6 separate regions of the Homo sapiens genome follow, and all the other regions are linked to region 5. A link is a loop called in an ENCODE intact Hi-C map of the cell type or tissue named here. Cell type or tissue: heart right ventricle. All regions are shown on one strand. Links, peaks and the distances in the headings refer to the core of each region. The heading gives the core; the rest is flanking DNA. Region 1 overlaps NOM1 (nucleolar protein with MIF4G domain 1). Region 2 has its middle 15 kb from the start of SHH. Region 3 overlaps DNAJB6 (DnaJ heat shock protein family (Hsp40) member B6). Region 4 overlaps DNAJB6 (DnaJ heat shock protein family (Hsp40) member B6). Region 5 has its middle 63 kb from the start of DNAJB6. Region 6 overlaps DNAJB6 (DnaJ heat shock protein family (Hsp40) member B6).

Region 1 (4,901 bases), core at 642-4,641, 300 kb after region 5:
ATATATTTAAAAGCAATTCTGAATTCATAGCTTTTAATCAAGATGTACTCATTTACTATTTATACGAAATTACAATTACTATCTAACAGCCCATATATGTTGGGTTTTTGTTTCTGCTTTTGAGAGTTTCACTCTTGTTCCCAGGCTGGAGTGCAATGGCACGATCTCTGCTCACTGCAACATCCGCCTCCCAGGTTCAAGCGATTCTCCTGCCTCAGCCTCCCGAGTAGCTGGGATTACAGGTGCCTGCCACCATGCCCAGCTAATTTTTATATTTTTCATAGAGACGGGGTTTTGCCATGTTGGCCAGGCTGGTCTCGAACTCCTGACCTCAAGTGATCCACCCGCAACCTCCCAAAGTGCTGGGATTACAGGCGTGAGCCACCGTGCCCAGCCCTGTATGTTGTTAAAATGAACAGACTTACAGGCAATCTGCCATGTACTAAATGCAAACCATAGCTAATAATTTAAGTCATACATATAACTCTCTAGCAAAGAGAGGTATTTTTGTTTTAATAATAAAATATAAAAATGGGATTGTTTATAGAAATTCATCTTTTGCAGAAAAATCAGCTTCAATTCTGTACCTCAAACATGGGTTACTGCATATGGTACATCATGAAATCAGGTGGTGCCACTGTCGTGATAGTTTTTCCCATCTTAGTAGCCGCACCCATAATTAATGCCTACTCACATCAAGTTAGCACCACTCAAATGTGGGCCATTCACAGGCAGCCAGGGATCCTCTTGGTCCGTGAGGTTGGGGGCTTGCATCAGAATGCAAATCTACCGAGGCGTGAAGCACAATTTAGTTCAACTGACATTTTTTCCTTCACAGTAAGACCTTCTGGAGGAAGGAAGCAGTGTGTTGATTTATACCTTAGCCCAAGCTCCTTATTTCACTATCAAGCTACAAGTCCAGTAGAACTGATCTGTTACATCCCAATCACCACCCAGCAAAGACACTCTTGTTAAAAAGCTCCTTAACAAAGGGAAGATTTTCACTTAATTCACTCTTCTCTTAGTACCTGTCACCTTATTTGTCCTCTAAATTCAGAACCTGCTAGAAGACATAGGGTTTGAATCTGGCTTCGGGTCGAATGATGTTGCTGAATGCAGGGTTAGAAGTCTGTAGGGACGACACAGTCTCTGTGCTGCTTTCAGTTACTTTCTGTATTCAGTTGTTCATGTTGCTTGCGCATGCTTCAAAGCTTAAACCATTAGTTTAGGGATATGCACAGATACTGATGACTTCACATCACGATTTCCAAACACAAACTGCCATAGGGTCGAGCTAAAATAAAATTTGAGGCCAGGCACGGGGGCTCACGCCTATAATCCCGGTGTTTGGGAGGCCAAGGTAAGAGGATCACTTGAGGCCAGCCTGTATAACATACGGAGATCTTGTCTCTACTGCTTGTGGTCCTAGCTATCCGCGAGGCTGAGGCAAAAGGACCGCTTCAGTCCAGGAATTTGATGCTGCGGTAACTATGATCGTGCCACTGCACTCTGGCCTGGGTGACAGAGTGAGCCTGTCTCTCTCTTAAAAAGTAAATAAATAGTATCTGAAAGTGCCACAAATGGGGCGTTTTGCCCAGGAGAGGCATCACCAGCACCTGTGCCCATCTGCCCAACGTGACCACTCTGAAGAGGACGGTGACTGCTGGACAGATGAGTTTTGGACATATATAACCTCTCAATGTCTATTCTGTATTCACATCTTAGTGACTTTTTTCAACAATCAAAGGTAAGATTTAAATTGAGTCTGTAGCATTTGAGAGAGAAAAGCAAAATTGAAGGGCTGAGAAAACAATAAACATTTGGGTATCTGCAATACATGCTGTTATCTAGGGACATTTCTGCTTCCTCCCAGAATCAGTTTTCCATACTTAGTGAGTGGGGTGTGTTTGTTTCTCCCACTAGACGGATGTTAATTCTTTGCAGGCAGTAACTATATTTTCTTCATGTTTACATCTCCAAATCCTTGCAAGCAAGTAGCACCTATTAACAGTCAAATAACTACTGTTTGGTGACCTCAGAGTTGTTTAAGATGGTACATTTACAATCTGGAATTGGTGAGGAGATGAATATCCTCAACTGTGTGAGAATGTTACATGAATGATGAAAAGCACCTGTCTGCATTACAGTGTACATAAGGCCATATCCACAGGGCTTATGTCGACTGACTTTGCCAAAGTTAATTGCAACCTAAATACTTAAAACAGTATCAAGAATCACATTTAAGCTGGGCGTGGTGGCTCAAGCCTGTAATCCCAGCACTTTGGGAGGCCGAGATGGGTGTATCACCTGAGGTCAGGAGTTCAAGACCAGCCTTGCCAACATGGTGAAACCCATCTCTACTAAAATACAAAAATTAGCCGGGCGTGGTGGCGTGCGCCTGTAGTCCCAGCTAAAGAGGCTGAGGCAGGAGAATCGCTTGAACCCGGGAGGTAGAGGTTGCAGTGAGCTGAGATTACAGGACACTGCACTCCACTCTGGGTGACAGAGCAAGACTCTGTCTCAAAAAAACAATCACCTTTAAGGGATGGTTTTTGAACTTCTAACCAATATTTTAAAAAGGTAAAAACCTCATCAATTTCTTTATAACTGCACCCTCTAGTGGCCTGTTTTATCTATTAATTTTTTTTTTTTTTTTGACAGTCTCACTGTCAAAAGTCTCACTGTCCAGCCCAGGCTGGAGTACAGTGGTACAATCTTGGCTCACTGCAGCCTCTACCTCCAGGGTCCAAGCAATTCTTGTGCCTCAGCCACCTCAGTAGCTGCTATTACCAGCATGTGCCATCATGCCTGGCTAATTTTTATATTTTTAGTAGAGACAGGGTTTTGCCCAGGCTGGTTTCAAATTCCTGGCCTCAAGTGATCCGCCCACCTTGGCCTCACAAAGTGCTGGGATTACAGGGGTGAGCCATCACGCTCGGCCATATCTATTAAAAAATTTTAAGACAATCATACACACCAGCCTCACTGCTTAGAGAACCCTGTCCAGTGTGCCTGACCCCTTTTCCCTCCCTCCTTCTCCTCTCACCCCCAAGATAGTTATTTGAAAATGGCTTGAAATACAAACAATAAAACCTTAGATCAAAAAAAATCTCAAAATATAATACATTAACAGACAATGATATAGCTCTACCAAACATTCACACGCAGGCAACAGAATAAGCCTTTGGGTTTACCAAGGACATTTTACAGTCAAAGGGCCACCTGCCCTCCTTCCTTCCCTGACTACATTCTCAGGGAAGCTTTTCCTTGCAGACACTTCGTTGCAAGGTCAGCTTTCTCTCTCAGCACGTTGGCTTCGTCGGCGCTTCTGTGGGCCTGTGCGTTCTTTAGCAAGAAGTGGCTGATGAAAAGCTTCAAACCCTCACGTAACACCCCCAGCTTTGGGTTGTCAGATACTCTGGAAAGGAATCGTATAAACACATGTCAGGGCTGAGCTGGCCTCTCCTAGATCTCAATCCTGGGTATCTCGCATAGTGAGACATAACCAGTTTCTTTTAAAAATAAAATTCTCAATTAAGAACTTCTTAACATATTTTATTATTAACAATCATTGTTAGTTTGCTAGCAGACAAGTTTCTATTCCCCAGATCTAATGCATACCAGCTTAAAAATAAAACCGAAAAGATTAAGCTACACGTATAGTACAACCTTGTGTTTGTAAATCAACACAAGTGAAAACAATCTCTTCATTTCTCTTCCATGTCTCGTCGGAAAGGGTGGGGCACATACCTTGTGAAAATTAAACTGAGGTCTTCAACTTCTGTTTCCATTAATAGGATACTTAATACTTTTCGTAAAAAACGGACTCTGGGTTTGTCCAATTCACTGAATTCAACTACCTAATGGTCAGGACATGGAGAAAAATAAAGTTACACTGATTTAGCCAACTTTTTCAATGATTTGTAATATAGTTAATTAGAGTAAAAATTAATCTCCCCCCTTCCCCCACTCTACCCGATTTAAGAAGCTATTTCCAGAGCTAAGAAATGAACACCTGTTGGCAAGGATGTGGGCCTTGGGAATTCCTACACACTGCTGGCAGAGGTGTGGCCGGCCACAGCCACCGTTGAGAACAACTCAGCAGTGTAAGTGGAATTCCCGGGTCATACACCTTATGAATCAGAAATTCAGTATCTAGAACTGAACCATAAATTACCTCCATTCCCAAAAGTACCCATCCCCTAATTAAAACTATATATATATATATATATATATATATATATATATATATATATATAAAATTTACTTCTAGAAGACTAATCCATATATATCTCTGCCCTAGAAAACTATCAAAAAATCAGAAATAAACACGGATCAGTAGGATAAGTAAGTATATAAACTGAGGCATACGTATACAGTAGGATGCTACCCAGAACAGACTCACGGGCGCCAACGTGGACCCACTGCAATCTTAGCTGAATGTCAGCGAGCTAGAGGAGGGGACTAAACGCATGGTGACGGGAATGCTACCCACAGGGAGGTGCGCAGCCAAACACCATCACAGGCGCTTGCGGACCCGAGGACGCGGCGAGACCACAAAAGCATGGTCGAAACACAGAGAAACTCGGAATGAGAGCAGCCCGGAGGGGCAGGGCGGGGGGCATCTCTAAAGCTCTACGCCTGAGGGTGTGCTCCTGCCACGCCTCTCCCGCTCATCGGTGGTAGCATCTGTGCTGTTCCAGGATGAGCGCAATGCCTGGGCGAGCGAAAGGCAAGGCAGGGGAGCGGAGGGGGAGCAACGCCTCCTCCATGAGCTAAGTTATTCCAGTTGTCAGGATTTGGCGTAAGGCTCGGTGCCCTCATTTTCAGTACAGTGGCCAAACTTGGACACCACACAGCAAGGGACGCAGGGTGAACTGGAGCCGGCATGCTGATGAACT
Region 2 (4,901 bases), core at 445-4,444, 1.5 Mb after region 5:
CAGGGAATACCGGTCAGTTACAAGATTTGGCAAGAAAGCAGCAGAGTGCCTGCCAGGGAGGCGGGCGGGCCTGCAGGGAACCAGCTCTTCCTCGGCGCACGCGCTCCGTCCTTCCGGATGGTGATCCACTCTAGGAGGCTGAGAAGCCCAGGAAGCGACTTCCGTATGACTTCTTACAAACGAGTCACAAAACCCTTCGTGAGCCCTGCCGTTTCCGGGCACTCCCTGGGATTTATGTTCCAGGACAGAGCTGGGCAAATTTTGGCCTCTGGGACAAATCTGGTCCGAGGGCTGTTTTCACACAGTCCCTGAGCTGAGACTGTGTTTACATTCTTAAAATGTTTAAAAACAAAAAATCTAAAGAAGACTGCTATTCTCTGACATGTGACAATTCTGTGAAACTCAAATTTCAGTGTCCATACATAAAGTTTTATTGAAACACACCCACACTCACTCACGTGTTGTCTGGAGTAGCCTCTCCACTAGCCCAGAGGAAAGCCACAGAAACCACCTGGCCCGCACAGCCTGGTATTTACTCTCTGGCTCTCTGCCCAAGTCTGCCAACCCTCTTTCTAGGATTTTGGATTGAAATCAAGCTTGGCGGTAGGGGCTGGGGGCTGAGGGCAGGAGCTGGAACACAGTGCCCTGTCTACCATCGCAGCATATTTCTCAATTAGAATTCAATTAGAATTGCCCACTCACTCCTGCTTCTCCCTGAGAGCCGTAGGGGCCTCGGGAGGTTAACAAGTCCAGGAAGACCCCGGAGGCAGCCACGTCTGCCTGGTAGAGCAACAGCACCCTTCGATGCTGATCAGGTGTGAGCTAAACTGCCAGGCACACCCTGTGCAGGAGAGGCGGGGTCCAGACACAGCCCGTGGAGTCCCCAGAGCAGTTAGCAGAAGCCGCACCGTGTTACTCTCTCATCTGTGCAGATCACCCCATAGTTAGAAAACAGGAAGTCTGGATTTGGAGATGACTTTCTTTTCTTTTTTTGGCTGAGCTTAATTTTCTCAAATTAAGACCAAAACATTTGTAATTCACACTTCACTCTATAAACAAGCGCTGGGTCCTCATGCAGGGAGGCATGAGAGTGGGTATGGAGGGTGCATTTTAACGGCTACCTTTGGTTTTCAAGATGAGGGCAGCTGTGTTTTCAGATGGGGCAAAGAGGTTGAAACAAGAGGGTTGAAACATCAGAAAACTGAAGATATAGTAGAAGAGAGAGTATGCCAGGAATCAAAGGAAAAAACTCTCCCCCACACAGAATTGATTCCTGGATGGAATCCCCCATCCCAGGTCAGGGCCCAAGCCTTTGCTTCCAGGGGAAGTGGAAGGAAAGTTCCTTCCTCCAGATCTGAGGTTAGCGTAAGGATTTGCCTCAGAACCCTGCAACCTAAAGCCAGCAAAACAAACCCACTGCCTCTGCGAGGAGCGTCAAGGCCCCCACCCCCTGAGCGTCTGTTCACTCCATGGCTTAGGTCTCAGAATCCCAGCTGAAGGCCTCTGGCCAGAACTCTGCGGCTCTCATGGCCCAGGCGGCCCACCTAGCAGGCAGGCCCCACTGGGCAGGAGCCTCCGCAGAGGAATGGGGCTGTGGAGAGGACAATGTGGTCCCTGCCATTTCAGAAAGAGGATGAGAGCCTCCGCGCAGCCCAGGAAGCCAAGGCACGGTTGAGCCTGCCCGTGTTTACTCCACGGCGCGCCATTCTAATGGCAGCTGTTCTTCTTACTGCTCTGTGAGTGGCAGGGGACGGCGCAATCTTCCCTCCTGTGCCTGGGGCCTCGGAGAGTGGAGTGAGCCTCGGCCCAGTGTCCAGGTTCCTACCTTCCAAAGATTCCGGCTGGGGCACTATCCTGGGCCTGGTTCCCCCAGGGCCAAGCTGCAGAGCGCCGGGCACCACCCGCGAGAGAAGCAGCCACCCACCCCTGGGTGTGCCCAGGAGCCCATCCACAGTTTGGATCTGCACCGAACACCAGCAGACTGCAGCAGGAGGCTCCTTCTGCAGTTCCAACTCGGCTTCCGAGGGATGCAGGCCGGTGCTCTCCTCCTCTCCAGCCCTGGTCAAGCCAGGGCTCCGGTGGTCTTTCAGCCTCCACAGCCTCTGCATGTAAAAGGCACTGGCAGCACAGGGTGGACGTTTGGGGAGTTTACCTACCCACGTCCGGGCTCTCTCCTCTCCCTGCACCTCCATGCTCTCCCCAGAATTGCAGGGTGCTGGGTGCAGGTGGCACCTGCCATTGGACCAGCTCCTGGCTGCTTCTCCAGAAGTGTCCCGGGGCTGGAGGGAGCCGGGGTCCCGGGGCTGGAAGGAGCCGACACTTGGGGCCCGGGGATGGAGGGAGCCGTGGACTTGGGGCCTGGGGCTGAGGGAGCCGTGGACTTGGGGCCCGGGGCTGGAGGGAGCTGGGGTCCCAGGGCTGGAGGGAGCCGTGGACTTGGGGCCTGGGGCCGGGGGGAGCCGGGTCGGGGGCTGGGGGGAGCCGGGGTCCCGGGGCTGGAGGGAGCCTTGGAGTTGGGGCCCGGGGCTGGAGAGAGCGGTGGCTGGAGGGAGCCGTCCCCGCGCTGCCCTGGTGGAGTCCGCGCGCCCTCTGGTGGTCGCCTCGGGGAAACGCCGCGGGGCCGTAGCCGGCGGTCCGACAGCCCAGGTGAGCCCTTAAGGATTCAAGCGTCAGAGTCCCTTCAAACCGAGGGCGGGTGACTACAGGCCACCTCCACCCACGGGAGCGTCAAGGAGGGGCGGCGAGGTGAGCACCAGGGGGTCACGCGCCTTCCTCTCCAGAGGGGTCAGTTCAGCCTCGGGGGGCTGGGGCCGGCCCGGAGAGGCCGCCCTGAGTCCGGGACCCGCAGGAGGCCTCAGCCAAAAACAGAGGCAGGGGCGTGGGAGAGTGAGGGGATGGTGCCGGCCGTCAGCACAAGAGAGGAAAGAAACTGAAAAATCTGGAAATCAGGAAAAGTATTGGCTGAGGGCAGAGGGCAAAGGCCACCTCTGACATCTGACCCTGAAAGCGACCGAGTCCCGAGCGTCCAGAGCTGTCCCGAGGGTTCCACGGGAAACCTCGTCCTGTCACCACGACTCCCTCTGTGCAGATGGAAGAGCGGGTCTCGGAGGGGGCGCAAGGTCTCGCGGGGAGCAGGGAGCGGCACAGACTTGGCCGGGGCCACCCACCCACTGCAGCAGCCCCTTCCCTCCAGCCCATCTTCTCTAGCTCCAGAAGCAGGTCTCAGGCTGAATAAACAGGTGTGCTAGGCGGTGAAGGCCAGGGAGCGCGGAGGAGGGGATGGGACAGCCAGGCCGAGGGGCGCCGAGCCCTGGACAGAGGTGCATGGATAGAAACAGTGTTCGCTCTGAAACAGGGACTGGTGGTGTCCTCTCGTAGTCAAATCCTGGGTGGAAAGCGTTCTAGGACATATGAGAACCCAGGTGAAGAGATGGAGCGTTTCTGCTGACCCTAAGGAACACTCTTCTGGAATCCAGGTTGGTGAAACACAAAGGCTGCCCCATCACTAGCAAGTGCTTAGAGCCCGGGTCCCAGCCCAGGCAGGCGGCAACGCAAGGCCAGCATCAGGAGGACCCAGGGGCCGGGCCAAGGCTGGCCGTCCTGGGATAGGAGACCCTCCCCAGCGCCACAGAAGGCCCCATTCTCTGGGTGGTGACCAGCTGCCCCAGGGATGCCCTGCCTTGAGGTTGGATCTGAAAAACCACCTCTTTCAGCTTTTTCTCCTTTGTCACAAAAAAAGTTTCAGAAATAAAAACCTACTGGAAGATTCCTTATAACATGTACAGAAACCGTGTCAGGCTGAGTGTGCAGTAACCGTGTGGGATGACGGGCCACACACACCCGGGAGTACACCCTCACCGCAGCACCTACACACGTGTGTCACACCAAAGCCAGAGTTTGCCAAGAATATTTACCCTACACCGCAGTATCGTCTCTTTATTCAAGCCGGCGACTAATTGATTTCAGGACCCACTAGTGGGTTGTGGGAGCAATTTTAGAGTCCCTGCTCTGTGTCCAGGGCCACATCAAGAATGAAAGAAGGGAGTACTGAGGGAGCCCCAGCCCTGGATGCCCCTCCCTGGGGAGCACCTGCCCTGAACACCCGGCCAGCCAGGCAGAGTGGGGCAGAGGCGCAGCCCACCCTTCCAGGGCAGGTGAGCCACAGGCACCCCTCCCAAGACCCCTCAGCGAATGTGCCAACCCTGCCAACCTCTCCTCTGGTCGCAGCTCCCTCTCTGTTCTAGACACTGGAAGTTTCCTTGCTCCACTGGGAGGGCTGTGAGCATACATGAGGGAAAGACCCCAGGAGAAGAGAAAAGAGAAGGAAAGAGAAGTGGCTGAGATGTACCCAGGACTTCCACGAGGTGGATTGGAGGAACGCTGCCCAGAGAACTGACCTCAGCCAAAAAAAAAAAAAAAAAAAAAAAAAAAACGAAAAAGGAAAAAAAAAGAGCTTTCAATCATCAGGCAATTATTACAACTGTGGAAAAAGATAAATGAATGTACAAAGCTCCCAGGCAAGGCATCAAAACGGTCCAAGGCAGAGACAGATCATATGCAGCCCGCAGAGATCTCAGCTGTTGCTAAGATGAAGCATTGGCTGGAATTAGGCAGCACACCAACACGTGGTGGGGTTTCAGTAACTTTATTTATTTATATTTATATTTTTATTTTTTTGTTTGAGATGGAGTCTCACTCTGTTGCCCAGGCTGGAGTGCAGTGGCACGATCTCAGCTCACTGCAACCTCTGTCTCCCAGGTTCAAACAATTCTCCTGCTTCAGCCTCCCAAATAACTGAGATTACAGGCACCTGCCACCATGCCCAGCTAATTTTTGTATTTTTAGTAGAGACGGGGTTTCGCCATGTTGGCCAGGCTGGTCCCGAACTCCTGACCTCAGAT
Region 3 (4,854 bases), core at 855-4,854, 110 kb before region 5:
AGCGCAGTCAGGGGTCTGCCCTGAGTGTGCAACTTGCCCAGGCCACAAAGCTCAGAGTCGAGTCCTTAGTGAACAGTTAGGTAAGACCGACTGATACCCTGCACAAAAGGCAGCAAATACTGACCAAAGCACAGAAGCCAGGACAGGCCTTCTAACGCCCAATCATAAACTCTGCTGTCTCTGGAAATCAGTGACGTCTAGATTTCTAACACAGGAATAGCTGCTGTGACATTCCCTCTTTTCACCTTTTTAAACAGGAAGACGAAATAACGTAGCCAAATGACAGACTTCGGTCTACCCCATTTCAACCATTGGTCACACTTTAGTACCAAGGCCTACATCTAGCTCCCCCCACGTCCCTAGAACAGCTAGGAATACCATATCCAAAGGCTTTGAAATCAAGACCCCAAAGGGTAAGATCTCATGCCTTCGTTTTTAAAAATACAAACAGCAGTGGGTTATGTAATTCAGTCCCCTCCAGACCCCACGAAACCAAGTATTCAAATCAACTAAACATAATTTTGTGCTTGAAAACCTCCGAAATAACAACATCTGCCTCCATTCTGTCACTGAACATGCTAATGGCTAAATTTCAACACTGCTGCCAATCAATAACAGAGATAATATGCCAATTATTTATTACCGTTGAATCCTCTGCAAATAAAAATGTTTCTAATTCATTCTATAGTGCTTAAAACAAGATCAGTATTCCCGGAAAGAAATGATATCTAGAAGGTAATCAAGACAGGATAAGCAGGCATTTTTCAAGCTCTAATTAATAAACAGAAATTAAAATTGATTGGAAAGACAATCACCCCACAGTGTTCCTCAAGCGTTTCCACATTGTAAGGAACATTTACTTCAGCACACTAGGTGCACAGGTAAGTTTAGCAAATGGTGACACTAACTCTACCCACTTCTAAAATCTACTCATTGAAGGACTTCCAAGAGGAAGAATGACAAGTCGCCCATGATGCCACTATTGATTGACATCTTTCAGATTATTTAAAACCCCGAGTTTCCAAAATCAAGCCTGGAATCTTTGGAATCTAAAAAGCTTAAATTTTATAAAGGATAGAAATATAAGGAATAATCCATCACTCAAATCAAACCAACGGGGTGGGGAGCTACAAGGAATAGGAAAACAGGAGATGACAAAAATACAGATTATTGAGCCCTCCAGACAAAAGGATGCCAAACAGGGATTAAAAAACTACACTTTGGGTACAACATACACTGCTTGGGTGACAGCAGCACTAACATCTCAGAATTCACTATATAATGCATCTACGTCACCAAAAACCACTTACCCCCCCCCCAAAAGCTATTGAAGTATTTTTAAAAATTAAAGACTTTAAAAATAAAACTTAAAAAAGAATCTCAAACAGGGAAGTTGAGCACAAACCAAACACAGCAGACAGCACACCCCAGAATGGATGGGACCACATGGGGCTGTGCACAACCAGATACGTGCCGTTAAGGAGCGTTCAGCTTCCTATTTTCAGAGGCGCTCAACACTACAGCAAGTAAAGAGACTGTTGAATTTACCAAAAACTGTAATTTAAATCAAATGCTATTATTCTTCCAAGCCATCACTTACTTGAGTGATGGTATCAATGCTCACAGCCATTTCCTAACTTTTCAAAGGTACTCTCATGCACCCTTAGACTGAATTCTCTAGGAATAAACTTAACGGGGTTTAAAAATGAAAGGTGTAAGATTTGACAGCAACAAATAGGCTTTCTATTCTATTAGTAACTTAATAAAATTACACTTCTATCAATGGAAGAACAGAATAAAAGTAATTTTCTCAGCCAGGCGCAGTGGCTCACGCCTGTAATCCCAGCACTTTGGGAGGCCAAGGTGGATGGATCACTTGAAGTCAAGAGTTCCAGACCAGCCCTGACAACATGGTGAAATCCCATCTCTACTAAAAATACAAAAATTAGCTGAGTGTGGTGGTGGGTGCCTGTAATCCCAGCTACTCAGGAGGCTGAGGCAGGAGAACTGCTTGAACCCGGGAGGCAGAGGTTACAATGAGCCAAGATCACACCACTGCACTCCAGCCTGGATGACAGAGCAAGACTCCGTCTCAAAAAAACAAACAAACAAACAAACAAACAAAACAGTAGTTTTCCCAAGTACAAATGAATGCTCCCTCCTCCTCAAAAAAAAATTTTCACAAGAAAGATTCCTTAGGAGTCAAACATATTTTACCTGTAACACCATGTTGAGTAAACTGTTCACAGCTAGAGTTGCATGAAACACTCCACAAAGTCTAGAACAACCAAATGTGTTCTAAAATTGTGTAGTACCAACGCTATAGCAAAATGCTTCCTAGTTTAAGAATTACAGGTAAAGACTTTTCATTTTCCTGGTATTTCTGGACATCCCTGGATGTCTCAAGGCTGCTGCACTGACTCATCCCACCCACTAATGAAAAATATAAAACGCCTTAGTCCAAGTATCTACTTGAATTTATTTAGTAACAAAAAACCACCCGTCCTGATGGCATAAACAAAAGCGCGCTCTATGATCGCACAATGCTAGTTGTGAGTGGGATTTCCAACACTAGAGGGCGCTGTCCCGCTTTCCCGCACGTGCCATGGCTGCATACCTACCTTATCCAGAGACAGGAAGTGCCGCGTGCTGGGTTATTTCCGACACAACAGACAAGCACATCACTCGTTGTTCTTCTTGTACTTCAACTGTCCCCAATTACTTAACTGTTGCTATGCTTTTTTGAGCTCCTATGAAATTCCTTAAAATATTTTTTACTTATTTTCAGTAACAGCACGTGAGGTTGCTTAAGGGCTCTGGCGTATCCCGAGCAATCTCTATGCCCTCCTGCAAAGCCAGCACGGATGGAACACGCTACGCTGTTTGTCAGGGAACCGCCTGTCCTTCTAGCGGTTTTCACGCTGTTTAGTTCCAAAACAGTTTCAAATTCAGTCAAAGTCTAGTTCAATATTCACTACAGCTAGGATTCTAGTTACCAATGGTAATCATGAAAGATATTACAAACTGAGAAACAAAAGACCTTGACTGTCCCAAAGTGATTTTTTTTTTTTTTTGAGATGAAGGCTTGCTCTGTCTCCCAGGCTGGAGTGCAATGGCACGATCTCAGCTCACTGCAACGTCCACCTCCCGGGTTCAAGCAATTCTTCTGCCTCAGCCTCCAGAGTAGCTGGGATTACAGGCGCCTGCCACCACACCCAGCTAATTTTTCTATTTTTAGTAGAGACAGGGGTTTCACCATCTTGGTCAGGCTGGTCTCAAACTCCTGACCTCAGGTGATCCACCCGCCTCAGCCTCCCAAAGTGCTGGGATTACAGGCGTTGAGCTACCGCGCCCGGATCCGTAAGTGATCTTACATCAAACTAGAACATACTTTAAGAGTGAAAAATTATACAATGGTTTCTTCCCTCTCCTGTAGAAATGTTACCATAATTAAATGTTTGATCAATTGCTAAATCACAACTTACAATATGAAAATCTTCATATACTTCAAATATACTGAAGAAAATGTCTACATGTAACTGAGGTGCGGCATCCACCTGAATGAACAGCACGAAACGCTATTAAAGTGACACTAGAAGCCCAGGCACAAATCATACACAGACACAAAAAAGCTCCAGATCCCACTCAGGAAGAATGCACCAACACATTCGCATTTATTTTCTTTTTTTTTTTTTTTAAAGCAAATGACAAAGACCCAGTTTACCAGCTTTACTTTTTTAAACCTAAGCTTAACATTACATATTTAAACAATTGTCAAAACTTACTAAGTTGCCAGCATTCATGCACAACTAGAAAACATCCTTAATTTATATTAAACCAGAAATGTATTACCATTAATGTATTAATATCTTTCACTACTAAATACTGAAAAAAATTGAAATTATTTCTGTAGAAGAATCGTCCTGGCAATGTTAACTTCACAGCAGGCCGACACTACGTGGCTCACATTTCAGACACAATGAAAAGCAGGTCCATGCTGGTGTTAGTGTACAATCTTGTCCTACACTAAAGAGTCAAGACTCACCTTGGAGTACGTTTAATAAAAAAGCAAAGTGCATACAGAGATTTACAACAATTTTAAAGACAAAAAAAAAATGGTCCTATTATGTGGTCCCAACAATCAACTCAAAAGTCTATGACAAATAGAGGCTCCGATGAGCTGTTTATAAATACTTTAGGTACAATTATACTGAAAGTCGAGTTCGTTTGAAATCTTCAAAAAAATGTTCCTGTTAATCCTCAAATGGTGCTTGTTATAGTTTAACATTTCTGTTAAGTGCGTGCGTTGAATTACTTGTTATCCAAGCGCAGCAGCTGCTCCTTACCATTTATTGTTAAGGACTTTAACTGGCCATCTTCTTCAACTTCTACTCTTTCTTGACCGTTCTCGACAATTCTGTAGGAAAAAAATTCATTTAAAAACCTTTCTGGTAAAGAAAATGCATGTGTGAGGGTAACTAAGTTGTTTAAGGACATTACTGAAATACACCATGAATATAAGTAATTTTCAGGCTGTAAAAACATGGCTGAAGCCAACCTGTCAACAACACATCTTCCTTTCCTAAAATAGAATTAACCTGACAAAATAAATTGTGTCTCAAATACCGTACAGGCGGATGCTAAATACATGCAGAGGCTATAAAACAGTAAAGGCTTTACTATTAATGATTTTCCATTTTACCATTTTAACAATGCTGCAGAAACTTATTACACTGTATTACATTAAAGATTCCCTCTAATAATTCAACAGTTAAGTAAAATTTAAGAGAAAAGGCTTTAATTAATGAATTTGGAGAGCAAAAGATTTTCATGGCGCCAGATTTAGCATACAAC
Region 4 (4,901 bases), core at 366-4,365, 120 kb before region 5:
CCCGGACCCACAGCTGACACGTGCCAGGCGGACGCAAGAGCCCCGGCGGTGAGCCTGGTGATGAGACATAGACCACCAGCGGCGGAGACCGCAAGACAAAGGTAATTCCAGAGCCAAGAACGTAAACACAGCCCACCCGAGGATCAAGTGCCCCTTCTCATTAGAAGCTCCTGCCAGGTTTAGGACCCAGCTTTAGAGTAACACCTACCAGGGAAGGATGACCAGGATGGAGCCGACGGCCACACCAAGGAGAAGAGCTCGGTGCCAGCGAAAGCTCTCCACCAGCCGGCCTGCTGCACAGCAAGCATCACGGCACACCACACACGAGCGTGTCCATGAAGGCGCGGGGACCCAGGCATCCCCCATGCTCAGACCTCCCTACGTACAAGTGCGTACACGAAGGCGCGGGGACCCGGGCATCCCCCATGTTCAGAACTCCCTAGACGCGAGCACATACACAAAGGCGCGGGGACCCAGGCATCCCAGCACCTCATGCTCACACTTCCCTAGAACTTGCTTTCCCGTTACTGCAGCTCACAAAGAAACCGAAAAAAGGCAAAACCAACTGTATTAAACCTTATTAGTGATCAATATCTACTTCATGTTTTGGCTTTACAAAGGCTTTACTGGGTGGTACAAAATACTGCACTTTCCCCAACTAAACAAAAACTTTGAACACCTGCATCATAAACTTAACTCATGCTGATATTCTCCTGACAAAATACAGGCCGGGTGCGGCGGCTCACGTCTGTCATCCAAGCACTTTGGGAGGCTGAGGCAGGCAGATCACCTGAGGTCAGGATTTTGAGATCAGCCTGGCCAACGTGGTGAAACCCCGTCTCTACTAAAAATACAAAAGTTAGCCAGGGGTGGTGGCGCGCACCTGTAATCCCAGCTACTCCAGAGGCTAAGGCAGGAGAATTGCTTGAACCCAGGAGGCGGACGTTGCAGTGAGCCACAACTGTGCCATTGCTCTCCAGCTTGGGCGACAGGGCGAGACTCCATCTCCAAAAAAAAAATACAGATAGAGAGAGAGATATATAGATATATAGTCACATGCAGCTTAGCAACAGGGGTATGTTAGGTGATGTCACCGCACTCAGGCCTAGAGGGCACGGCCCACTCCACACCCAGGCTGCAGGGCCCGGCCGACTGCTGCTAGGCCGCAAACCTGTGCCGCCATCCCAGCACTGAGCGCTGCAAGCAGCTGTAGGTCAACGGCAAGGATACAAACCTGGATCACATGCAGTGAAAATGCCGTCCTAACCTTACGCAACCCCTGCGGTCTACGTGGACCACCACTGGCCAAAATGTCCTGATGCGGTCAGGGCTGTTCTTTAGCACCAAGCAGGGGCAGGGCCACTTTCCTGGCACCTACTCATCAGGAGGCGAAAGACCTCCCTTCTAGGCATGAGCATCACCAGACAAGGCAGGGGATGGCGGGGGGCCACAGGGACCCGACCTGCAAAAGCTGCTGAGAACCTTCCAGTCAAGCAGCCTGACTCGTGCAAGATCTCACACGAAGAGCCCCCAACAAACTTGTCAGCGGAACTTCTACAAACATCCTTAAGAAAACAACTCAACTTCTCACAAATTAACCTAAAATTCCCCAAATTAAAACCAAAAAAGGGCATTCACTGCCGTTCAGCCTCACCCTCTGAGAGCCAACACCACTTTCTGAAAGCCAACCATTTTCTAAAATCTTTCTATATAGCCTTTTAAAACTTTCCATGTAATACCATTAATTACTCTTCTTTGGAAATTTACCACTAATTGTTTAAACAATTTTAGTTTAGCAATTTGTACGGAAAAGGCAATACACATTAGTTGTAGAAAAAACAAGTCACTTCTAATTCTACAGCCCATAGATAATTTACTGTTTGGGTATAATTTCTGCTTCTTCCTGTGTGTGAATTAAATATTAAACCTTATAAATTACTAAAATGTAGGCTGGTTACAACAGATCAAGTTTCTTTTTATTGGGGGAACTAAATATACCAGAAAACATCCTGTTTTGTAACCACAGTTAAATAAAATTTAAAAACAGAAACAAGATCTGCCAGCATCCCCCCCCTCAAGCCAAAAACACACTGAAATCATCGAGAAGCTATTAGAGGAATGTTCCGCAGCTGCCGCGCGGGCATGGCCATCTTATCAGAGGCTCCAGTTTCTTCCCCAAATGGAGTCTGAATGGAGTGCAGGAGCCTGGCTGATAACACGCAGATGAAAACAAACTCCTGCAGATAAAAACACGCTTTTCCCAAATACACACAATCCACGAGGCCCCTGGGGAGACTGCTCCTTTCTTTGACTTTTTTTGGGGAGAGAGGGGGGTTAGTCGCTACTTACACAAATTAGGAATACCACTCACACACTGCAGATTATTCAAACAACCAAAAATGCATGCCTGGCCCATCAGAAGATGGGCTCATTCAAACATTTAATGTGTGCCAGGCACTGGGGACACCCAGCAAGACCCTGCCCTCACTCCTAGGGAGCTCAAGGGTGGACAGACTCCAAACAATGTGGCAAGGCAGTGCTGTCTGTCTGCACTCTGCAGATACAAAGGCACATCGAACAGCCCTGGAATGGCAGACGCCATCTGCTGGGGAAACGCTAGGAACCCGGCTTCAAACACAGGGCAGAGCAGGTACGAAGGCTGAACAAGTTTTTGTTTGTTTTGAGACAAGAGTCTCGCTCTGCTGCCCAGACTGGAGTGCAGTGGCGCCATCTCAGCTCACTGCAAACTCTGCCTCCCGGTTCAAGTAATTCTGCCTCAGCCTTCCGAGTAGCTGGGATTACAGGCGTGGGCCACCACGCCCAGACTCCTGAACAGTTTTAAACAGGACAGTGACTTGCTTTTGCCAGCCACGTGATGGGCTCGTGACATAGAAGCTGAATTGAGAAGGATGAAGGGCAGAGGTCGAGAGGGAGAACAGGTGCCACAATTAACTCTTCATGGCTACTTATGAAGAGGTGGCTCCAGGGAATGAAGACGTGAAGGTCGGTTTGGAAATAACTGCTCCAAGAGCGCACTGGCTGACGGCACGGGGACGTGCCCAGGGCCCAGCTGGGAGAGGGATGGTGGCACTGGAGCACACATGGGGACACAGGAGGAAATCGGAGCACGGGCGAAGGCTGAGGACAATGAGGAGGAAAGTCTCCTGTTGGATTCCTCCCAGCATAAGAGGCTCACGAAACCCCGCCAACAAAAGGCCAAAAGATTCCCAGAAGCCCTGCTGGGGTTGGCATCCCCACTCATGTCAGAGCTGAACACACCACCGCAGCGACACAGAGGTTCCGGCCCAGCACCTGCAGGACACCATTCACCCGCACCCCCTCTCCCTGGCTGGGCGGCCGTGACTGGGTCTGGCTCTTCAGTGTCTCCTAGGTGCTGGTGCACAACAGAGGTTCAAGGAGACACCAAATGCTTACGTGAGGTGGAGGCCACATGCTGTTGTTACCACCTCAGCGCAGCTTAGCAACTTCCCAGGAAGCACGCCGCTCGGGTTACTCCTCAAGGGGTAGCTACAGACGCACGGGGCTGGCTTCACACGGGCCTCGCAGGGGCAGCCACGGCACAGCATCCTGATAGCCTGGATTCTGCACACACACCGCGTGCACACGTCCACATCGGTGAGAGGGGTGTGGACAGCATCCCTCAGCCGAGTGGTGAGGATAATTCCAGGAGGACCTGGAGTGAGGCACATTCAGCTACCACTGGCATCACGTCCCGTGGCAGGTTCAGGACCCCTTTCAGATGGAAACCAACTAAAGCACACTGTGGCGTCGGCCTTCCCATGTAGAAAAGGAGGCGGGCGGTGGATGTTTATGCCTGAAAAACCCCTTAGACTTGAACTGTCTGAAGTTCCTCAGTCTCGGGGGATACGCTGTGGCCTCCCTGCCCCGAACTGGGTCCCTTTGATTTGTGCCCATTTCCCAGGAACTCACAATATACGATACCCTGACAAAGGGCTATGAAAGCCGGAAATTACAGCCTTTGGTCATGTTTTAGTATGGACACAGCTGCGGTCCACAGAGTACCCCAGAGGGCAGCAGAGAGAGTGGACTCTCACACTGAGAGCAGAGGAGGGGGCCCAGGGCGCACTGCAGCCTCAACCCACAGGGCCAGGCCTCCTGGGGCCCTCTCCCTGCAGCCTTGGGCTGCCTGTCCCCACGGCTGACAGCATGGTGCTGGGTGGGGTGCCTGGGCTTTGCTGGAGGCAGAGAAAGGAAAAGTCTTTAGTTCCCTGTTTCTAACTGCCCACTACATAAAGTCTAAGTGTGATTTTTATTGAAGGAACTCTTTATAAACGGAACCCTAGGCATCTAAGCGTCCTCAAGAAACACGTCGCCCTGAGACTGCCCCGCTCCCTGGTTAGGCTGAGGCGCTGGAGGGATTTAACTGTTGCCCACTTAATCATTAAATCTTGAAAAGGAACATGGGGCCAGGCACAGTGGCTCACGCATGTAATCCCAGCACTTTGGGAGGCTGAAGCGGGCAGATTGCCTGAGGTCAGGGTTTTGAGACCAGCCTGGGCAACATAGTGAAACTCTGTCTCTCCTAAAAATGCAAAATATTAGCTGGGCGTGGTGGCACACACCAGTAGTCCTAGCTATTCAGGAGGCTGAGGCATGAGAATCGCTTGAACCCAGGAGACGGAGGTTGCAGTGAGCCGAGTTCACTTCACTGCACTCCAGCCTGGGTGACAGAGTAAGACTACGTCTCCAAAAAAAAAAAAAAAAATTACAGGCTCAAGCCTGTAATCCCAGCACTTTGGGAGGCCAAGGCAGGTGGATCACTTGAGGTCAGGAGTTCAAGACCAGCCTGGCCAACAGAGTGAAACTCTGTCTCTACTGAAAATATAAAAAGAATTAGCCGGGTGTGGTGGCACAGGCCT
Region 5 (4,901 bases), core at 598-4,597:
GTGGGCCCCACCTCAAAGGAAGGGATCCTTCGACTGGGGGTCCTGGGGGAAGATAAAGACCGCCCCAGGCCCATTCTTTCTGAACTGGAAGCCTCAGCAAAGGTAAGAATGAAATAAGGTAAATACACCCCCAAATTAGAAAATTCCAAGCTTCTTCAAATGGGTTTGACAGAATTTCCAACTCCAGTCTTTCCTCTGAACTAGGCAGTGTTCCCCAAAAATGTAACTCGGCCTGCTGGTGACCAGAAGCCTAACCAACTGGTGACATCAACAGTGGTTAGCACATGGTTTCTATGTTACGTATCATATGCTGTATTCTTACAATAAAGTGGGCTAGAGGAGGAAGGGCAGGCGGAAGGCGAGGTGAGAGGCTGGCCTCTCAATAGAGGGCAGCTTTCATGGAAAACCACCCATGTAGCCGGGCGCGGTGGCTCCCGCCTGTAATCCCAGCACTTTGGGAGGCCGAGACGGGTGGATCACAAGGTCAGGAGATCGAGACCATCCTGGCTAACACGGTGAAACCCCGTCTCTACTAAAAATACAAAAAAATTAGCCAGGCGTGGTGGTGGGCGCCTGCAGTCCCAGCTACTCGGGAGGCTGGGACTCCATCTCAAAAAAAAAAAAAAAAAAAAAAAGAAAAAGAAAAAAAAAGAAACCCACCCACGCTTTGGTGGACCTGCACAGCTCAGACCGTGTTACGCAAGGGCCAGCTGTGTACAGTTTCCTATTTCTAAGTATATTCACAAGATTGTGCAGCCACCACCACCAATTCCAGAACATTCTCGTCAGCCCCCAAAGAAGCCCTGTACCCATCAGCTGTCAGTGCCCGTCTCTTCCCTCCTAAGCCCTAACAAGCACCAGTCTGCACCCCGCCTCTGGGGATGTGCCTGTGCTGGACACTTCAGGTCAAGGAGTCACCCAGCATGTGTCCTTTTGTATCTAACGTCCCTGAGGCGCACCCATGCTGCTGTGTATCACACTTCCTTTTACTTACTATTATTATTATTTTTGAGACAGAGTCTCAATCTGTCGCCCAGGCTCGAGTGCAGTGGCGCAATCTCGGTTCACTGCAAGCTCCGCCTCCTGGGTTCACACCATTCTCCTGCCTCAGCCTCCTGAGTAGCTGGGGCTACAGGCGCCCGCCACCACGCCCGGCTAATTGTTTTTGTATTTTTAGTAGAGACGGGGTTTCACCGTGTTAGCCAGGATGGTCTTGATCTCCTGACCTCGTGATCTGCCCGCCTCGGCCTCCAAAAGTGCTGGGATTACAGGCGTGAGCCACCGCGCCTGGCCCACACTTCTTTTTACGACCAAGTCCTATTCCACTGCACAGAGGGACCACATAATGTTTATTCCTTCCTCAGCTGATGAACACTTGTGTGTTTCCATCCTTTGGCGATCGTGAATAAGGCAGCTATGAACATTTGTGTACAAGTCTGTGTGTGGACAAAGGTTTTCACTTTTCTTTGAGACAGAGTTTCACACTGTGGCCGGTTGGAGTGCAGTGGTGCCATTCATAGCTCACTGCAGCCTCGACCTCCTGGGTTCAAGCGATCCTCCTGCCTCTGCCTCCAGAGTAGCTGAGACCACAGGCGTGCACCAACCATGCCCTGCTAACCTTTTTATTTTTTGTAGAGATGGGGTTTTGCCATGTTGCCCAGGCTGGTCTCAAACTCCTGGCCTCAAGCGATCCACCTGCCTTGGCCTCCCAAAGTGCTGGGATTACAGACATGAGCTCGGGTGCCTGGCCAGGTTTCCCTTCTCTACTGTAAACCTAGTAGAAACTGCTGGCTTGCTGCTGTGTGTGTAACATTTGAGGAACTAAGGCAATGGGATGTTAAACTTTAACATTTCTGCTGGGCACAGTGGCTCACGCCTGTAATCCCAGCACTTCGGGAGGCCAAGGTGGGCGGATCGCCTGAGGTCAGGAGTTTGGGACCACCCTGGCCAACATGGCAAAATCCTGTCTCTATTAAAAATACAAAATTAGCTGGGCGTGGTGGCGGGTGCCTGTAATCCCAGCTATGTGGGAGGCTGAGGCAGGAGAATTGCTTGAACCCAGGAAGCAGAGGTTGCAGTGATCCAAGATTGCACCACCGCACTCCAGCCTGGGCAACAAGAGGGAAACTCCATCTCAAAAACTTTAACATTTCTCTTAAAAGGTCAGCTTTATATTGCTATTTTATTAGCCACTTCCTGATGAGGAGACACAAGCAGTGCAAGCCTGCTGACTCTGGTTGCGGGGGCAGGCACCCGGGTGAAGATCACCTTCCAGAGCGCCGGGCGCCCTTCCACACGCAGTGCCCACTCCTGACCACCAGATGGAGCCCACGCACTGCCCAGGACCACGAAGCCGACCCGGGGTCTGGAGCAGGCCAGGCAGGCACTTGCTGGACACGTGGGCAGCTGCCCGCAGTGGGACCACCAGAAAGGCGGTGCCTGGGCGGCCTGCACCGGGCGCCCACTCCTACCCTGAGCTAGGGCCGGCTGGCAGCCGCAGGGAGGCTCTCGTGAGAAAAATGGGGGTCCAAGAATTGAGGGTAGGAACCATACAGGGGCTAACTTGAAATTTACCTTAGTTAGCAAGACTGTTCTCCATAGATGTAGCAAATCCATGCACTCAACCAGTATTTACTGAGCATCTGCTGTGTGCAAGGCGTTATTCTACATGCTTGGTAAACAGCAGTTTACTAACCTCCCACCCTCCATGAAACTTACATGGTGGGGGAGAAAGGAAGTAATAGGTGAGTGAAGTACATGGTGTATTAGATGAAAATCAGCACTCTAGAGAAAGATACCAATAAGAGAGGATGGATGTGCTGAGGTCAGGGGGGCTGTGTTTTAAATAGGGTGTGGCAGGGGAGGTGGCACTGGGCAATAAACTGCTGTACAACACGAGATCAGCCATGCGCCACAGCACAGCACACATCCCAGGGCCCCAAGCCGGGGAGGGGCGCGGTCTGATGGCACCAGGGGCGAATGACAGGGTCTCAGCTCTCCCTGAGCTGGGGACACACTGGAAGGTCTTGCCCAGAGTGTCATGAACTGACTTGAGGTCAGGGTCACTTTGGCAGTGGGCAGGAACTGAGGACGGAGGACACTTTGCTGCAATTCTAAGCCAATGGCTTGGGACAGGGAGGGGCAGAGAAAGCGGCAGGAAGGCCTCAGGTGTTGTTGGGAGGGTCTGTGATGCAGTGGTAGGTGTTGAGTGGGAGAAGGCCAGGCTGACCTGAGGAGGGCCAGGTGCCTAGGGACAGCCCGCGTGTCGGGAACATAGAACGCAGTCCGGACTGGAGTCTCACGTCTGGCTCCGGGCTGCAATTAGCCTCTAGAACCCATCATTAGCTTATAACTGAGGGCCTTATTTTATGTTCAAAATACTGAGCTGAAGATCTCTTGACACCAGTTTTACGGTTCAGATAGGAGCTCCCAGCACCAGCCTCATCTTCCCTGACCCCCGACTGGGCAAAAGCAAACGTAGAGGCTCGAAGGGCTGTGGGCCAGGCCACAGCCGAGCAGTCGGCAGCTGTGCCACAGACCATCCTCCATGGAGCCTGGATGGCACGTACAGCTGGAGGTTCCGGCCCAGGTGCTGCGGGTATCAGGACTCCCTGGAGCACCAGAAATGAACTCCAGGCAAATCAGCTGGAATGCCCTGCAACTCCCAACCTAGAAGTTTTTAACATTGAAAGGATTTTTTGAGACTGTCTAATTGTTTTCCAGAAATCACCTGTGAAGGATTATCCAGGACACTATAAAAAATACAGACTGCTAAGCCCCAACCCCTAGAGACACAATGGCCTTCAGGAAGGGCCGGGAACACTGATCTCATGCACCGCTCGTTTTACTGAGTCAAAGGAAAGGCTTGTTTGCGTCTGCGTGGGCAACAGCCAAGTACAACCAGAACACGTTTCGAAATCCCCACGGGTCTACCTACCACACTTAAATCAACACAGCCAGAATGGGGCTGCCCAAAGAAACAGGCCACGTCCTGACTCCAGGACATGTGTACATACATGGCCTTATTTGGAAAAAGTCTTTGCAGATGTAATTGAGGATCTTGAGATGAAGTCATCCTGGATTACAGGGGTGTCTATAGGAAAAAGGCAGGACACTGGAGACAGGGGGAGAAGACACCAGATACCAGAAGCTGGAGGAGACAAAGGGTTCCTCCCTGAGGCTGTGAGGCCTCCTGATCCCTGGAGGAGAGAAATGCTGCTGCTTTAAGCCACCTGATTTGTGGTAATTTGCTACAGCAGCCACAGGGAGCTGATGACCATGAACACGATACCATTTTAAGAAAGACTACCCCCCTCACACTTGAATGAGCTCTAACAGCTCTGGTCCTGTCAAGTCTGTGGATGCAAGCACGACAGCATCCATTCAGTCATCACCTCAAACTCATCAGTCCATCGGCGCCATCCCATTACCTAGCACGGTGCGTACGTGGAGTGACGCTGGCCAGTTCACATGCGGGTCCTGAGCTGTGAAGGCGTGGAGCACCCATCGTGGAGGCGGACTTCTGTCTGCAATCCTGGCAGTTCAAGGAGACGCATGGACCTTGTGCTATCCACAAATCTAAGAAACATTGCCAGCAATTGAATTCTTTGGGTGACTCAGTATGTGAACACCCTCCACGATAAATTCAAGACTGACACCAGGCTGCTTCCATGACATAAGATCACCTTAATGAGCACAACAGGTGTGCCTTTCTTTATTCTGGATCGTGCAGAAAGAAAAACCCAGTGACTTCTGCCGTATTTGCCTCTCTAGGCAGCCCCAGTTGGCTGGCTATGGTTCCCTCCTGTGACACCCTTCGAGCCTCTATGTTTGCTTTTGCCCACTCCAGGGTCAGGGAAGACGAGGCTGGTGGTGGGAGCTCCTATCTGAACGGTAAAATT
Region 6 (4,901 bases), core at 499-4,498, 67 kb before region 5:
AAGCAAAAACAAAAAAAGTACAGACAGGTAGGAAAAAAAAAAACCCACAGCAGTGAATTTTCATTCCTTATCACACACATCACCTACTTATTTCATTATCCAGTATGTCCTAAAATATTTCTGAAACAAACACAGAAGTTATTTCCCCATTACTCAAGATCAGAGACCATTTCTTCAACTAGCACTCATCACCTATTAGATACTTCCAAGCTTAACTCCCTTTCATTAAAAAATCATAATAGGCCAGGCTTGGTGGCTCACACCTGTAATCCCAGCACTTTGGAAGGTCGAGGAAGGTGGATTGAGGTCACAAGTTCAAGACCAGCCTGGCCAACATGGTGAAACCCTATCTCTACTAAAAATATAGAAGTTAGGCCAGCACGCTGGCTCACGCCTGTAATCCCAACACTTTGGGAGGCCAAGGCAGGCGGATGACCTGAGGTCAGGAGTTGGACAGGGCAAAACCCTGTCTCTACTAAAAATACAAAATTAGCTGGGTGTCGTGGTGCATGCCTGTAATCCCATGTACTCGGGAGGCTGAGGCAGGAGAATCGCTTGAACCTGGGAGGCAGAGGTTGCAGTGAGCTGAGATTGCACCACTGCACTCCAGCCTGGGCAACAAGAGTGAAACTCAAAAAAAAAAAAAAAAAAAAAAAAAAATTAGCCAGGATAGTGGCACGTGCCTGTAATCCCAGCTACTCCGGAGCCTGAGGTAGGAGAATCACTTGACACTAGGAGGCGGAGGCTGGGGTGAGCTGAGATCACGCCACTGCACTCCAGTCTGGGTGACAGAGTGAGACCCTGTCTCAAAAAAAATTATTATTATAATAAAATAGGGCCAGGCTCGGTGCTTCACACCTGTAATCCCAGCACTTTGGGAGGCCAAAGCAGGTGGATCACCTGCTTCCAAACCAGTCTGGCCAACATGGCAAAACCCACTCTCTACTAAATATACAACAATTAGCCAGGTGTAGTGGCGAACGCCTGTAATCTCAGCTACCAGGGAGGCTGAGGCAGGAGAATCGCTTGAACCCCAGAGGTGGAGGTTGCGGTGAGCCAAGATCGCGACACTGCACTCCAGCCTGGGTGACAGTGTGAGACTCTAAAATAAACAAAGCAACACTCGGTTAAGTACTCAGTCTCCAGTGCTGCTGAAACTTATTTTTTCCAACTTTCTTGAATTCTGGATTCCATTATTAATCACAGGAAGGTCATCAGGACATACACAAACTAGAAAGAATCTAATTCAATCAATACTTTCTAAGCACTCTGTGTCCTGGACATTCCTATAAACACAAATAACTTCAGATTCAAAGCCCACCCAAGTGGTACATGCCATCTCAAGGTGGCAGAGAGGAATAAGTATTAGTACACAGTTCATAAGCATACCAACTAGAGCACACACGTATATATGCACAACACAAATATAAAACACACTTTTAATTTAAGCCTTTGGTGGCAAAAGGTAAGTAGAAAAATATCAAAGGGGGAAAAATCATATGTAGTGTAAACTAAATCACCCTTCCAAAGACACGTAATTTTGCAACACAGCTTAAGAATTCTAAAATATGGCCTGGCGCAGTGGCTCACACCTGTGATCCCACCACTTTGGGAGGCCGAGGCGGGTGGATCACGAGGTCAAGAGTTCAAGACCAGCCTGGCCAAGATGGTGAAACCCCCGTCTCTACTAAAAATACAAAAATCAGTCGGGAGCAGTGGCAGGTGCCTGTAATCACAGCTACTCGGGAGGCTGAGGCAGGAGAATCGCTTGAACCCGTGCGGCAGAGGTTGCAGTGAGCCGAGATGGCGCCACTGCATCCAGCCTGGGCAATATGAGATTCCATCTCAACAACAACAAAAAAATCTAAAATCTGGCCAGGCACCTGGCTCACACTTGTAATTCTAGCACTTTGACAGGCCGGGATGAAAGACTCACTTGAGGCCAGGAGTTCGAGACCAGCCTGGGCACACAGGGTGATTCCACCTGCGCGCGCGCACACACACACACACACACACACACACACACACAGCCAGGTGCGGTGGGTCACGCCTGTAATCCCAGCACTTTGGGAGGCGGAGGCAGGGGATCACCTGAGGTCAGGTGTTCGAGACCAGCCTGACCAACATGGTGAAACCGTCTCTACTAAAAATACAAAAATTAGCCAGGCGTGGTGACACGCGCCTGTCATCCCAGCTACCTGGCAGGCTGAAGCAGGAGAATGGCTTGAACCCAGGAGTGCAGTGAGCCAAGACCGCGCCACTGCACTCCAGCCTGGGACACAGAGCAAGGACTCCATCTCAAGTAAATCAGTCAGTCAACTAATCATCAATCAATATTCCTTCTCAAGTAGGATATCTCCAGGAACATGAAACAGGTCAACAGTGATTTATGTCCATACAAAAACATAAAGGGTTTTGTTTGACAAAACACCTCATTAATATCAATACAAAAAAAAAAATCACATTTTTACTAGTTGACTTTTCTGCAGGTAGGCGTTGTCGTTTTTCCATTCCTACATCATCGTTTCTAACATATTCTTGTTTTCACCAACTTTGCTCTTCTTCTCATTAACCTCATTTTTTTGAGTTTGATATTCTCAAATTCTATTCATCCTTGAACTACACCATTTGCTAAATCCTGCCACTGATCCTACTCTTACTCGCTAATGAGCCTGCAGTTACCCGCCTCTCACCACCAGGTGGGGTCCTGCACAAATTTAACCAAACCACATTTTGAACAGAATCATTTCTGAGGAAATGAAAAAGTTTTAAAAAGGTTTCCAAAAAACGCTGTTAATCCAGTGTGTAACCTCGATGCAAATAAATACTAAGAAGTAAAAATCCCGTCAAAACGTCAACTCACAAATACAAAGGCTAATTACATTCTCTTATTCCTCAACAGATATCTGTAAGCATTAACCAATATAGAAGCTGACCTTTACAGCAGACGACAGTAAGGTGTCTGTGCGGTCCCGCGGTGACACCCAGTCCACAGCGACACGTTCAGGATGACTAAAAATACCTGCCCAAGTTATGAAGTGCCCTCTTATAATACTCTTTAAAGTGACAGCCGGACGCGCGGGCTCACACCTGTAATCCAGCACTTTGCGAAGCCGAGGCGGGTGGATCACCTGAGGTCAGGAGTTCGAGACCAGCCTGAACAACATAGTGAAACCTCGTCTCTAATAAAAATAGAAAAAATTAGCTGGGCGTGGTGGCGCATGCCTGTAATCCCAGCTACTCGGGAGGCTGAGGCAGGAGAATCGCTTGAACCTGGGAGGCGAAGTTGCAGTGAGCCAAGATGGTGCCATTATACTCCAGCAGGGGCAAGAGCTAAACTCCATCTCACACACACACACACACACACACACACACACACACACACACACACAAAAGGCCGGGCGCGGTGGCTCATGCCTGTAATCCCAGCACTTTGGGAGGCCGAGGAGGCGGATCACGAGGTCAGGAGATCAAGACCATCCTGGCTAACACGGTGAAACCCCGTCTCTACTAAAAAAATACAAAAAAATTAGCCGGCTGTGGTGGCGGAAGCTTGAAGTCCCAGCTACTCGGGAGGCTGAGGCAGGAGAATGGTGTGACCCCGGGAGGTGGAGCTTGCAGTGAGCCGAGATCGCGCCACCGCATTAATTACGGCCTGGGCGACAGAGCAAGACTCCGTCTCAAAAAAAAAAAAAAAAAAAAAAAAAAAAAAGGTGCAAACAGACCATTCCACCCCCACCTCAGACCTGGATTTAGGTTATCTAGGTTGAAGACTGATGAGGGTGACGGGTACCACTGTCCAAAACAGAGTTAATAGAAGGGAATTACGGGCTTGCTTAAAAATGAAAGCTAATGTACGCCACTCAGTAACAGGTATCACACTGTAATACCATATGCATATTTTAGTCTTCACAACATTCAACACTCCCCACCTAGTGTTCCGGAAAAACTGTCCTACAGCCAGAATTACTTCCCAAACCTAACACTTTCATATCCAGAAGAAAATAAATTTTAAAACACTGTTTTGAAGAGAGTGCTGAACTCATCTCAAATTCTTTAAGAGCTCTGCCCTCTGGAATTCCCAACTTTCTCACCTTCCACAGCACAGATGAAGCCTGGACACTTTCCAAAAGCTTCCCAACCCCTTTGTTCTCCCACTTCCTGTCAAATCTCCACATCTACCAACTTAAGGCAACTTACTTCCCAAATTTCACAGCCTGCGTAATCCACAAAAACCCGCAGCTCGCTGAAGCGTGCATAAAAACTATTCATCCCTTTATCACGGAAGGCAGAAAGAAATGTGAAAGCACAAACTCCAAGGGAGCTTAAGGCCCTCAGGAGTGGAAACAAGTCTGGAGTCGGCGAGGCGCGGTGGCTCGCGCCTCTAATCCCAACACTTTGGGAGGCCGAGGCAGGCGATCACTTTAGGTCATAAGTTCGAGACCAGCCTGACCAACACGGTGAAACCCCCGTCTCTACTAAAAATACAAAAATTAGTCGGACATGGTGGCGAGCACCCGTAACCCCAGCTACTCAGGAGGCTGAGGCAGGAGACTCGCTTGAACCTGGGAGCTGGAAGTTGCAGTGAGTGGAGATCGCGCCACTGCACTCTGGCCTGGGCAACAGAACAGACTCCGTCTCAGGAAAAAAAAAAAAAGGAAGTCTGGAGTAAACCCAGAGAGAACGCGGGACGGGTGGACTGGCGGAGGAGTAAGGCGGCTGCATATAATTCCTTTCAGAAATCATGAATCGTTCTGATACGCAACACTATTTGGAAAAGTGCGGTTAAACACGAAGCAGCAGCAATCAAGCTTTAATGGTTAACGTCTGTTTCCTTTCTTCGGTCTTCACTCTAACTTTTCTACTAAATCAATAATTTGGCTTAAATTGTAGCGACAAAT

Evidence for each region. Peaks named below come from ENCODE experiments on the same cell type or tissue, not always from the same donor. Only the 100,000 strongest peaks of a DNase experiment are listed, where the experiment ranks them.
Region 1: a loop joins it to region 5, with 2.8 times the contacts of the local background. A loop is called at or near these places in 48 of 110 quality-filtered maps.
Region 2: it touches region 5 in a loop (6-fold over the local background); 8 of 110 quality-filtered maps call a loop at or near these places.
Region 3: it touches region 5 in a loop (2.2-fold over the local background); 13 of 110 quality-filtered maps call a loop at or near these places.
Region 4: it touches region 5 in a loop (2.7-fold over the local background); 15 of 110 quality-filtered maps call a loop at or near these places.
Region 6: it touches region 5 in a loop (2.6-fold over the local background); 46 of 110 quality-filtered maps call a loop at or near these places.

The regions. Positions count from the first base shown.
Region 1 is chr7:156,968,046-156,972,946 of GRCh38, reverse strand. NOM1 (nucleolar protein with MIF4G domain 1) reads right to left here. Exons shown (of 11, transcript NM_138400.2): 10 at 3,751-3,860; 11 at 1-3,418. The coding sequence ends at 3,244. Among named protein-coding and RNA genes, the nearest start is that of NOM1, 21 kb to the right of the region's middle. RefSeq lists a silencer at 4,426-4,617. In heart right ventricle, for the core only: a CTCF peak has its summit at 2,595 (motif pointing left); no DNase peak of the experiment used is centred there.
Region 2 is chr7:155,794,825-155,799,725 of GRCh38, reverse strand. No RefSeq gene overlaps it. Among named protein-coding and RNA genes, the nearest start is that of SHH, 15 kb to the left of the region's middle. RefSeq lists an enhancer at 726-805. In heart right ventricle, for the core only: CTCF peaks have their summits at 2,395 and 2,594 (motif pointing left); a DNase peak (open chromatin) is centred at 2,595; H3K27me3 peaks cover 3,735 bases.
Region 3 is chr7:157,385,104-157,389,957 of GRCh38, reverse strand. DNAJB6 (DnaJ heat shock protein family (Hsp40) member B6) reads right to left here. Exons shown (of 10, transcript NM_058246.4): 8 at 4,347-4,417. Among named protein-coding and RNA genes, the nearest start is that of DNAJB6, 51 kb to the right of the region's middle. In heart right ventricle, for the core only: CTCF peaks have their summits at 2,370 and 2,570 (motif pointing right); a DNase peak (open chromatin) is centred at 2,607; H3K27ac peaks cover 1,807 bases.
Region 4 is chr7:157,395,794-157,400,694 of GRCh38, reverse strand. The region is part of intron 8 of DNAJB6 (DnaJ heat shock protein family (Hsp40) member B6); the gene reads right to left. Among named protein-coding and RNA genes, the nearest start is that of DNAJB6, 61 kb to the right of the region's middle. RefSeq lists enhancers at 1-12, 2,494-2,573. In heart right ventricle, for the core only: CTCF peaks have their summits at 2,426 and 2,625 (motif pointing left); DNase peaks (open chromatin) are centred at 2,144 and 2,586; H3K27ac peaks cover 3,456 bases.
Region 5 is chr7:157,271,154-157,276,054 of GRCh38, reverse strand. No RefSeq gene overlaps it. Among named protein-coding and RNA genes, the nearest start is that of DNAJB6, 63 kb to the left of the region's middle. RefSeq lists enhancers at 2,702-3,471, 3,786-4,080, 3,472-4,240. In heart right ventricle, for the core only: CTCF peaks have their summits at 2,120 and 2,319 (motif pointing right); DNase peaks (open chromatin) are centred at 2,304 and 3,884; H3K27ac peaks cover 1,220 bases.
Region 6 is chr7:157,338,093-157,342,993 of GRCh38, reverse strand. The region is part of intron 1 of DNAJB6 (DnaJ heat shock protein family (Hsp40) member B6); the gene reads right to left. Among named protein-coding and RNA genes, the nearest start is that of DNAJB6, 3.5 kb to the right of the region's middle. RefSeq lists enhancers at 1,935-2,455, 4,758-4,807. In heart right ventricle, for the core only: a CTCF peak has its summit at 2,692 (motif pointing right); DNase peaks (open chromatin) are centred at 2,703, 3,051 and 4,458; H3K4me3 peaks cover 1,979 bases; H3K27ac peaks cover 3,355 bases.